4 separate regions of the Homo sapiens genome follow, and all the other regions are linked to region 3. Evidence: chromatin contacts called from ENCODE Hi-C or POLR2A ChIA-PET data. All regions are on one chromosome and are shown on one strand. Each heading gives the region's core, a stretch centred on a gene start or an enhancer-like site at or near the end of the contact. The rest is flanking DNA. Distances are from core to core; before and after follow the strand shown.

Evidence for each region. Hi-C counts contacts between places; a loop is a spot of excess contacts on that map. ChIA-PET counts read pairs that join two places held with the same protein, here RNA polymerase II (POLR2A). Pooled maps may share reads with other maps.
Region 1: a pooled map shows a loop between it and region 3 (2.4-fold over the local background). The contact joins two enhancer-like sites. A Hi-C loop is called at or near these places in 4 of 50 pooled maps. POLR2A ChIA-PET finds 5 or more read pairs at or near these places in 5 of 52 experiments (A673, BJ, H1 and 2 more).
Region 2: a loop to region 3 is called in a map of K562, with 2.4 times the contacts of the local background. The contact joins two enhancer-like sites. A Hi-C loop is called at or near these places in 3 of 168 maps with a recorded cell type or tissue (A673, K562 and psoas muscle) and 2 of 50 pooled maps. POLR2A ChIA-PET finds 5 or more read pairs at or near these places in 13 of 52 experiments (A673, AG04450, BJ and 9 more).
Region 4: a loop to region 3 is called in a pooled map, with 2.0 times the contacts of the local background. The contact joins two enhancer-like sites. A Hi-C loop is called at or near these places in 1 of 50 pooled maps. POLR2A ChIA-PET finds 5 or more read pairs at or near these places in 3 of 52 experiments (A673, H1 and activated T-cell).

What each region holds. Positions count from the first base shown.
Region 1 is chr13:44,236,175-44,238,874 of GRCh38, forward strand. No RefSeq gene overlaps it. Among named protein-coding and RNA genes, the nearest start is that of MIR8079, 41 kb to the left of the region's middle. Within about 2 kb of position 1,362, at least 26 of the 41 ENCODE cell types and tissues checked have a DNase peak (open chromatin) inside an H3K27ac peak, as active enhancers do.
Region 2 is chr13:44,431,322-44,434,021 of GRCh38, forward strand. It overlaps TSC22D1 (TSC22 domain family member 1), which reads right to left. Exons shown (of 3, transcript NM_183422.4): 3 at 822-2,700. Among named protein-coding and RNA genes, the nearest start is that of TUSC8, 27 kb to the left of the region's middle. Within about 2 kb of position 1,451, at least 5 of the 41 ENCODE cell types and tissues checked have a DNase peak (open chromatin) inside an H3K27ac peak, as active enhancers do.
Region 3 is chr13:44,331,362-44,334,061 of GRCh38, forward strand. No RefSeq gene overlaps it. Among named protein-coding and RNA genes, the nearest start is that of SERP2, 41 kb to the right of the region's middle. RefSeq lists an enhancer at 1,412-1,911. Within about 2 kb of position 1,255, at least 16 of the 41 ENCODE cell types and tissues checked have a DNase peak (open chromatin) inside an H3K27ac peak, as active enhancers do.
Region 4 is chr13:44,217,606-44,220,305 of GRCh38, forward strand. No RefSeq gene overlaps it. Among named protein-coding and RNA genes, the nearest start is that of MIR8079, 23 kb to the left of the region's middle. Within about 2 kb of position 1,385, at least 22 of the 41 ENCODE cell types and tissues checked have a DNase peak (open chromatin) inside an H3K27ac peak, as active enhancers do.

The DNA.
Region 1 (2,700 bases), core at 112-2,611, 95 kb before region 3:
TTATTTTGCACTGCACCCTACATATTACGCAGCCAATCCTAGCTACACAGGACCAAAAGACTAGCCTAGTGACCTTGGATAAACTACAGTACCCATGCTTCCTTCTGGGTGACTCTGTCCTAGTTCCACGGTATGAGGACAATGATGAGAAAGGTGGATTGATATAGCCATAGATGTAGCCTTGCCAATGAGCAGAGTGGCAGCTTCTTGGATACACAGCAACATTTCCAAGCTACAGGCAGTAAGTTTTCTTTCAGGGGTCTCAGTAGACTCAGGGAAAACTAAAAGAAACTCTGAAAGTGCTTCCCATCCCTCCTCCTCCGCACTGCAATAACAAACTCACTTGCTAATTCATTGTAAAATGATCTGAATTACTCAGAGATGTGGAGAAATCAGCTTGGCTTTCAGCACAGGGAGTGACACCAGAACATCAGCCATTGAAGGGAAATAGAGCACAAGGTCACTCTGGCTGAGGTCTCACAATGGAGACTACTGCAGGGGAATGGGGAGGGTGCAGTGGCTTCAGAAAAGCAGCTGGTACCAGCAACCCTTACAGGTGACAGCCATGGAAGCAAGAGCTTTGGCTCTGGAAAATCTTTCACCAGTGAATGAGGAGGCTGTCCTGTCTAAGTGTCCCTCTGAGACACTCACAAGGAACTGTCTGTTTGGGTGGGAGGAACTGTGGTTGGACTTCCACTAAATTCAGTACTGGGAGTTAGAGGTAGAGTGTGTGGAACACTACTGTAAAGTGTTCCTCCTTTGAGTTTCCAAGATGGAGTGGCCCAAGGAGGAACGGACTTTACCAATGTTCAGTCCCATGGTTCTCATATGTGTGAATGTCTGTGTTTATACAGTGGGTCTGACTTTGACACTGGCAGCCATAACATCACTTCTCCATTCCCAAGTGAGTTCCTGTCATCTTCTGATTCTCCTCTCTGTGGCCCTAAAGTCACCATGTAATTTCCCAATGGTTACTCGCCGTCAGGATGTGTGGATGAAACTTTGGAAAGACTGCTGCAAAGCCGCTTGTCGAGAAACCCATCTATGTGTCCTGGCTCTCAAAATTTCAGTTCCTTTGAACATGCTGGTTCACTTTGTTCTGATTTTAGAATCTGGAAATGCAGAGCAAGACATTTCTAAGCTGGGAATTTGCCATCCTGTTGCAGGAGCACAGCAGCAGCCCCAGAAAAATATTTTTCAAGGCTGCAGAGAAAACAAGGGCTGGAAAAATGTTTGTTTATTGCCAGCTCTCCCCACAGCCGCTTATATAACAGCCTGTGCTGAGACAGGCTGTCCTGCCCAGGCTCAGAATCAAGAGTCACACTCCTTGGGATGATGACAGAGACAATGTGGGAACTACAGGGCTATGGCCTATGACGTCCAGGAAGGAAAACCAAGTGGTGTGTGGTGATTAGTCATTTCACAATGAGGGGATGGCTTCCTGGGGTGTTTTCAAGCTTTTGGGTGGCGGCACAGTCTGCAAGAGGGGGAAAGGCTCTGAGAACAAGATATGACTAAAGAATAGTTTCTCATTTACCATTTTTAAAAATAAAACAATGCACAGCCAATCACGTGTGAGCTGAAGGGTAGAGTCAAATGTTTAGGTATTTTCTGACCTTTCAGATCCATTCAGACTTTCTAAAAGCCACAGACATAAACACCATATCCAAATCTGGAAGCTTAAAAAGTTTGGACAAAATAGTATACATTTTGTTCAACACTTTATTGCAAAGGAAAAAAAAGGAAAGAAGTATACAAAGTTTTTCTTCACAAAACAAACACGAAAAACTAACTCTGCCAGGAAAAAATGTGAAACCCATAGACAGATCATGCTAAGGGTCTAAGGGGACAGCTTGCCTCCCCTACGGCATTACTGAAAAGCAGATGTGATGGGCAGCGTCACAGAGGCCTGTAATCCAGTTAGGTGCAGCAGCCACAGGCAGCCTACACTCTTCCTAAAAGCCTCCCTCTCAGGGAAACCCAGGGCCTCTTGGACTGTTCCAGGCTTTAAGTGCATATCAGAAAAACATTTGCCATATGTTTTAACTTAATTTCTAAGTCAGCGTGGGCCCATTCATTCTCATTCCTTCCATAACAGCCTTCCTGAGTAATTGCCTATTGACTTTGCTGCTTGCTGGTCATACCTGGGTGTGCATCTGTCTTACACCAGACACACCTAACTCTCAGCCTCTGTAGTCACAAATAAGGGTTCTATTTGTTGATTTAGAATGGCAAGTTGAAACTAGCACAGTCTTACACGTAGAAGATACTCAATCAGTATTTTGTTGATGGAGTCACATCTCTATCTCTCTCCTTATTCTTCTAGCTTACTTCCCCCACCCCTACTTTTATTTCTTTCTTCCCCCTCTTTTGTCAAAAGGTTGGGCTTACCAGCAAATCCACTGAATACTTGCTAACCCTCTGATTTACACCACACAAGTAGCACCAGTTTCACAAGACAGAAAAAAACTCACCTTGGGGCCCCAAGGTTGGCCTGGATCTTTGAAAGTGTAGGGTCATGATTTATTTTAGGCAAGTGGAGATCTAAAAAGGAGCAAAGATAACAGGACCCTGCAATTCACCAACTGGATCCTGTATATAAGAACCTTTGTGATTTCTCACCTTGCTAATTTCCTGCCCTCTCTTTCTGCAGGTTCTTCCCCAAACCATCATGGACCAGTTGGACTCTGAGAAGAAAAG
Region 2 (2,700 bases), core at 201-2,700, 100 kb after region 3:
TCCTGGTCCAAAGGTCAAACAGCTGATGACTGCAGGGCCAGGCCTAGCAGCCAGAAGCCTGCCTCTCAGCTCAGGGTCCTCCCACACACCAGTGCAGGAACCTATGGCACTGTCTGCTTCCAAGTTCTATCGGTGGGCACAGATCTCCACTTGCAGGCAATGTTACCTAAGAGGGAGAGGAAACTTGATTTTCTCTGCCTCCATTTCTAAAAATCGTAATGCCACAATTGCTGCCTGAATGGATTTGAAGTTGACATCTAAAAGCAGTCATGTTGTCAGCCCCTGGTAGTTTCAACTACTTATTTTACACAAAGCAAGAGCAGAGTAGTGTCTATATAGATTAATTTTCATTCCTAATTTTAGTTATAATTAACTTTTATACATTTCTTGTATAAATTTAAAGCTGTTCTGGCATTGCATATTTATTCCATAATGAAAAATAAAAGTTCTCTTTTAAAGTATGCAAAAAATGCACACAATTACTGAAATATGAACACTGTTCATTTGAAATACAAAGTAGACGTTCATTCAAATCCATGTAAAATTCCTACTTCTCCTTCATTGAACGGGGGTTTCTCCTGCTGCAACTGATGTCATGAACACTCAGTGCTGGTACAGCATGCCATTCCCCTTAAAAATCTTTCCTTCTCCACAGAACATAAGTGCAACATAATCAGTTATATAATAACCCACAGGCCAATAAGACCTACACTCAGGTCTATAAGCAAGTAGCAAAATGCCTTTTTAAATTACCTTAAATATGTTTAAATATAAGTCAATCATCTCAAGTATGTTTAGTAATTACTAAAATGAGGAACATGTATGGAAAGACATCTTTTAATAATTCATTCTTATTTCACAAATATTCAGCTGCCAAAATTTCATGAGTCTCACATTTTTAATAAAAAGACCCAAAGTTCCATTAAATAATGGAGAAAAAAACTTCTCCACCATCTTAATACACTGACATGAGATTTTTCAAATTTTCCACGATTACCACCTATGGTATTTTAAAGATCTTCATTAAAAACATAAAAAATGAAATGGCTAGGGATTTCTATTCACTATAGTTTTTTCAAGGAAATGTAATTACTACGTAAGTATTCCTTTATTAAATTTGAAGTTATATAACCAACAAGCCAATATGAAAGATTTTTCTTTACGTCCTTTTCAAATTCCCCCAAAATATCTTTATGACAACTGCTATCAGCCTATGGCAGTGAGCCATCCATCATTTCAACAGGATGCCCGTGTCACCACTTTATAACACATGCACGCTATCGAACAATTCTTTTTAGGGATCTTGGATGTCCCATTCACCTCTCAATCTCCCACCAGCTCTAGATGAGAGAAATGAATGATTCAGAAAGTTTGTCCTTGTTCTGCAAGGACTTAAGACAAGCCTTAGAACTTGGGATTGGTCCAATTCCTACTGGGCAGGGGGCCACTGCTGAGGCCCTAGGTTGATAGATTACAGAGCCGGTAAACCCACCCCATTCACTTGCTCGCTCACGTTACTCCTACTGCAGAGTGGGATCCCTCAGGCTCACTCCTCAGGTGCCAGGGGCCAATCTGCCTCAGGATTCCTTCGTGGTTTTAATTTTGGCCTGTTTTATAGTCATGCAGAATCAACTGCAAGGACATCCTTGCTCATCTGGTCCCACCTCAAATCATCTTTTGCTTAGACAAAACGAATTATCCCAGGAGCTAGAAACTCATCCTACACTAGGAGAAACATCCCAACCCAGGGTGACAGGGTTCTTAAAGTGGAAATCAGCTTCTCCAACTTCCGTCTTTTGATCCTAGATCTGCTTATTCCAATTATACACAGAATAAGGCTCCTTCTTCCTCTCAGTTCAGTAAAAAATTAAGATTTTCAAGGACTCCTAGAATTTTAAAGCCAAAGGGGAATGTAAGAGATCATCTCTTTCAAACCCCTACATCCGTCCAGGAGTGAAGCAACCTGTCCAAGTCACACAGTAGTTAGAATTGAGCTGGACTCCTCCACTGTCTCTTCTCTTACCTGCTGAACAACTCAATGTGTCAATTTCCTTTTACTTCATGCAGTCAAATCACGCCCCTACTTTTCCAATCATTCCACTGCCCTTCAGGATTTTACTAGTCAAATTGTTAACTTTACCTGGAAACAGTTGTGGAAATGACTGCCATTATGTTAACAGGGTCATATGAAAAACACTTGTTTATCAACATTTATATGCTTTATTGAAAGTTGACAAGTGCAACAGTTAAATACAGTGACACCTTACAATTGTGTAGAGAACATGCACAGAAACATATGCATATAACTACTATACAGGTGATATGCAGAAACCCCTACTGGGAAATCCATTTCATTAGTTAGAACTGAGCATTTTTCAAAGTATTCAACCAGCTCAATTGAAAGACTTCAGTGAACAAGGATTTACTTCAGCGTATTCAGCAGCTAGATTTCAGATTACACAAAGTGAGTAACTGTGCCAAATTCTTAAAATTTCTTTAGGTGTGGTTTTTGTCATGTAGCAGTTTTTATGTAGATCTATATATAAAAGTCCACACCTCCTCAGACAGCCAATGAAACAACTAAATTTCAATCTGTACAACCTAAATAGTAGTTACAGTCCTCTATTGTACAAAATAGTTACACTACATACACAAATATACAATAAGCAAAACAACCTTCATGGTAAGATAGCCTAGGTC
Region 3 (2,700 bases), core at 5-2,504:
AGTTCTCTACCATCTTCTAAATGCCTTTCTGGAGCTTTATTATCTCACTGAGTCCTCCCGATAGCCTTTTGGGGTAAATGTCATTATTTTGCCTATTTTTCAGAAAAAGAAACTGAGGTTTCCGTTGTGTTGAGGTTTTCAGAGTGGTTGAGTCACTTTTCCACAGCCCGTGTGTAGAGGGAGTCTGGATACAGAGATTTTGAAATCTTCTGGTAATAGATAGTACCCTAGAGAGAAATCTCCTTTCCCGTCACCCATCACCACCCCCTTAGAGGGCTGGTGTCTCATTGGTGGCCTCCCCATGGGAGGAGATGATGTGGTACCTCTGTCACCCTATCAATCAGTGCCTGGATGATGTGGTACCTCTGTCACCCTATCAGTGCCTGGAAGAGTACTCCAGTGAATGGAAAATAGTACTCATGCTACAGAAACTCGGCTTCACCCATAGTTTACCTCTACATCTCTCCTGTATATTTTCAGAAACTTACTTGGGGTTTCACAGACAGGATTTACAGTCAAGACCACCTGGGGTAGTCCCTGAAGGAGGAAAGGCTTGTCTGGATTAAAAGTGAGAATGCTCTCAAATCCCACCCTAGTGGCACACCTCATGGCAGGTGGAAGTGAGACAAGCTCTTCTCACCATGGCTTCCCTCCACCACCTCCTTTGTCAGAAGCTAAACAAGCCCTTCCAGCAAACGTTCTGGCTCTCAGAGGTTCTCTGCAGTTCCACAGATATCCTGGGCTGGGATCCAACAGGGGCCTGCTTAGTCATAGCCACAGGAGTCTTGGAACATAGCCCCCTTTTCAAAAAAGAAACCTCCTAAGTCTCCGGGGGGGTCTCAGTTTCCACAGATGCAGCTCAGCCCTTTGCCTTTAGGGTTTCTTTACTGTCCTGTTAAATTGCAAATTCCCCTAGGAGTCTATTTAAAGCTCTTATCAGCCTTTTCACTTTAAGATAAATACAATACATTTCAGTCTTTCCTGAGGGTCTGATGGGAAAATGAGAGGAGTCTGGACTGTGTACCTTCCCTACCAAAAGACAAATGAGTCTGGGAAGGGAGAGTGGAGAGGAGTAAAAGGCAACTGCACCTCCCACATGTTGAGGTTGCATCCTGGCTGCTGTGTGCGGCAGGTCTGCAGAGATATCCAGGAGGATGGCCCAGTCAGGGTTTTTGGTTTGCAAACAACCGAAAACTCACTGAGCTAAACTAAGCAGAAATGGGGCTTGTTAGAAGGCTACTGGCAAGAAGACTAGAGAACAGTTAGTCTGGGAAGCTGGGCACACAGCCAAGAACCCACCAAGGGGATGATCCAATTAGGAGCCAGTTCTGCAGTCACAGGAGGCCCCACGCCTCTGAAAACAGCCCTCCCTGCTGCTGCTGCTGCCTCCAGCCAGGACATAGTGCAGCAGAGAATTACCCCAAAAGAGGAAGGCCCGCGAGTGACAGGCAGCTCCCACCCATCTCACTCCCCACCTACTCCCTGCAAATGTCCCCTGCAGACAAGATACAGAGAGGAATGGCTGCCCTTAGCTCTGTCTAACAGAAGAAGCTTCACTGAATAAACGTTTTGCTCTCCTACCAGATCAGATGGATTCTATTATACAATATCCCAATTCCACTGTAAGACCATAGAGATGGTAGAGATTTTGTATCAGGCCGATTTGAGCTGAAATCCTGTCTAAGCCACTTACTGGCTGTTTGATCTTGGATAAATGATTTAACTAATCAAGCCCTCAGTTTTCTCACCCATTACGTAGGCCGTCCATAAGTAGGTATGTCAAATCTCACAAAGTAGTTTGGAGGTGTTTTTAAGGAAATAGAAATATCAAACAGCTGGCCCAGAGCAGGATTTTAATAAATGTGCTTGGCTTTCTCCTCCTTCTACCAAGTTTCCAAGTCATCATTGGCCCATTATCTCCAACTTGGGGCACAGTGAGCACTGGGCTTGGCAGTGGCAGGCGTGTCTTTGTTGAATGGAGGAAGATATACTGAGCCCACATCTGCATTTCTACAGCAGCAGGAGACTGGTATGTTAGATGTGGACCCAAATAGCACACAGGTAGGCCATATAACAACCTGATACACACATTGCCCGGGAGCCTGTGTGCTCCTGACTAACTCTGCCCATCCCCGCTAGCAGCCCCAACAGCTGAGGCACCCTGGTCCAAGTTCATGGCTCTGCAGAGCTGCCCATATAAAGCTGACCACGGAAAGGAAAAAAAGCAGAAACAAAGAAGAACAATGGACTTTTCCAGTCCAGTATTCATAACCATTTAGACCAAAGATGACATTTATATATTTTTAATTCAGAAAATATATTCTCTTCCCAAAGGAAAGAAATAGGGGGGTGCCTAGAGAAGACAGGAGGTGCCCTTTCACAGTCTCTTTACAGAATTAGAATCTGAGCACAGCACAAGCAAATACAACCTCAAATAAGGCCCCTCAAAGTCCTTCCTAGCTGGAACAAGTTTGGAGGGCAAGCTGTCCAAAACCGTCATCTTATACTTGTCTTAGAGTTGAAAATGTGGTCATTGAACTCCAGTACCAAGTTAGGTGACATATTTACACATCTGCAGTTTTTAACAACCATTCTGGCTTCAAATATTCTGTGTAGTTGCTTCCAAAAACAAATATTTACCCTGGTTATAAATTTGGATTTGGAAAATGCAACCTGGTAAACATGGATCCACTGTGTCTG
Region 4 (2,700 bases), core at 135-2,634, 110 kb before region 3:
TATATAACTTTCCATGAACTCAAAATTCACTTCCTCAAGGAAAATTCCCTTCATCCTCCTTCCAAAATTAGGCCTCATCTGCCCACTCTATGCTGTCTAGAACCTTCTTCTTTCATAAAGTCAATGAGGATTATAATTTTGAATAAGTTTGTGTGTATTACAAGTTTAATGTCCATTTCCCCTGGTAGAACAAGCTCTAGGAGAGTAGAGACGATGTCTCAGTTACTACAATGTGTGATACTTACTCAGTGCTCAATAAATATTTATTGCAATAATGAATGAGGCCAGATGTGGTGGCTCACGCCTGTAATCCCAGCACTTTGGGAGGCGAAGGCGGGCAGATTCCCTGAGCTGAGGAGTTCGAGACCAGCCTTGGCAACATGGCAAAACCCCATCTCAACTAAAAATACAGAAATTAGCCAGGTGTGGTGGCACATGCCTGTAGTCCCAGCTACTCGGGAGGTGGAGGCAAGAGAATCACTTGAACCCAGGAGTCAGAGGTTGCAGTGAGCTGAGATTGTGCCACTGCGCTCCAGTCTGTGTGACAGAGTGAGACTCCATCTCAAAAAAAAAAAATGAATGAATGAATGATCAAATGATCGTTAAAATATTCTATAGGATTATATACCGTATATATGCTTATTAAATAGTTGATCACAGAATGCAATCATATAATAAATAATCCTGGGAGGCTAACTGCTGTAATCAACAGAAACTGGGACTGACAGGGAAGGTAAGAATTTGACATGTTCAGTTTTGGGTATGTGAAATTTGAGATGCCAGATCAAGTGCATTAGGCCCTTTACCTTATTGTCAACTAAAATCGTAAAGGCTCTTCTAATTCATGAGAACATCCCACATCTCCTCTCTCTTGCACTTTGTAGCTAAGAGAAAAACCATTCACCCTTCTCATTAACATTTCTCATTCTTCCCTGAATGTTATGTTCATTGTTCAGCCTCTTGAAGTTGCTCTAAATCCTGAGTTTATGAGTGTACTTATCTCCACTCCCAGCTTTGCATTGTGTCAGTATTTATTTAACGTATTCCCAAAGCTGTTAATCCAGTTAATTGGTAAACATTGGCTATGTCAGAACCTGTAGCACAGTACCGAAGGAAGGCCTCCAGATAGATACCAAAATGCACGAATCAGCAGCACCCTTTGGATATGTCCTTTCACTCATTAAGTAAGCCCTGCCTGGAATGGAACTTGAGCCATGTCTGTTACTCTGGCCTCATGGAGCACCTGGGAGCTCACTAGCAAGCTCCTTAACTCTCTCCTGCTCCAGCTCCTTCTCAGCACTGTTGTTTCCTTCTTCTCCTAACAGATAAGTGGAAATTGGAGGGCCCCGTGGGCCTGCCTGAATCCAACTGCCACACCCCGGGCAAGCAGAGGGCCAGGGCCCTTTGCCCAAGTTTCCTTACAAACCCATGAAGGACAGTTTCAGAAAGCAGCACTCTAAAGGCACTCAGTGTCAGAGCCAAGGTAAACAGCCTGGGACACAGCTGCCGGTCCAACCGGGGTTAGGCAACGTGGACAGCCAGCGTGGGAAGCCAAGAGAAGCCGAGGAAAGAAAGAGAAGGGAGGTTTGAAGGGGGCAGTTGAGAGGGAGGCTTTGGCAGTTCTTGACTTCTGCTGCCATTGCAGTGGGCTTTGGAAGCCTTGAAAGGGACCGTAAAGATGAGAGCCAAGGAGGTGGCCACCAGAGGATGCATTTGATTGGGAATAGACAAAAGAGGCATCATCCTCACTTCAAAGCCATTTATCAAACACAGCAAGTGTGCTCTGCATAAGGATAAAGACCACCAGCTCTAGCATACATCTCAGGGTCCCAGAGAGGACAGGCAGACACCTCCCTGCGAACCCTAAGGCCTTACTGGGCAGCTCCCGACCTGGACAGGAGAGTTGGCACCACTAGCATACCGCCCTCCCTATTCTGCCTCCCTGAATTCCTTCTCAGCTTCTAGAAAGGGCAAACGGTCCTTCCATTACCAAAAGGCCCCCAACCACCACCCCTCCACTTCACAGAAAAACCATCACATGTTAACAGTCCTCACTGTTCTCTGCATGTTACATCACTGCTGACTTCTTTTAGTTTTTTCAAAAGCCCTAAAAACTGCTACCAGGAAATGAATAAGTCTACGTTGGATAATCCATAGCAATCTCATTTACTGTGAACAAGAGCCACAAACAGGACAGTGTGGTCATCTCTCAAGGGTGTTGGTGACCGGTCGGGTGATTCCCAGAAGAGATCAAAGCCAGGCAGAAAAGATGGCAAATGTAGCAGCTAGTGTAGTCAGTGGGTTGTGATTTGGCTGGAGCTGAGGCAAGGGAACGTCTGAAGCGAATGAATAAAACCCTGCACAGCTCTGAGAATGCCCGTGGCCTGGCCTGTGCTGTTGTTACATTTATATCTAATTCATGGAGTTGGTAACTGAGTGGTCGGGGCCCAGCCAGACTGCAGCAGCCTGTGCAGTTCCCCCAGGAGCCCGTTGGCCAGGTTTACCTTGCCTAGTTTCATCTCAAAGAAAAACATCGATTTAACAAATATCAAACCTTGGACCCCTGAGACATTGAAGCAATCAGGTTCTGTGGCCTGTAGGAAGCTTCTGCAATGCCAACCTGCTAAATGGTACCAAATGCCCAAACATTAGTCATAGGCACTATTATCAATGACCTACTGCATGCCAAGTGCTTGTATA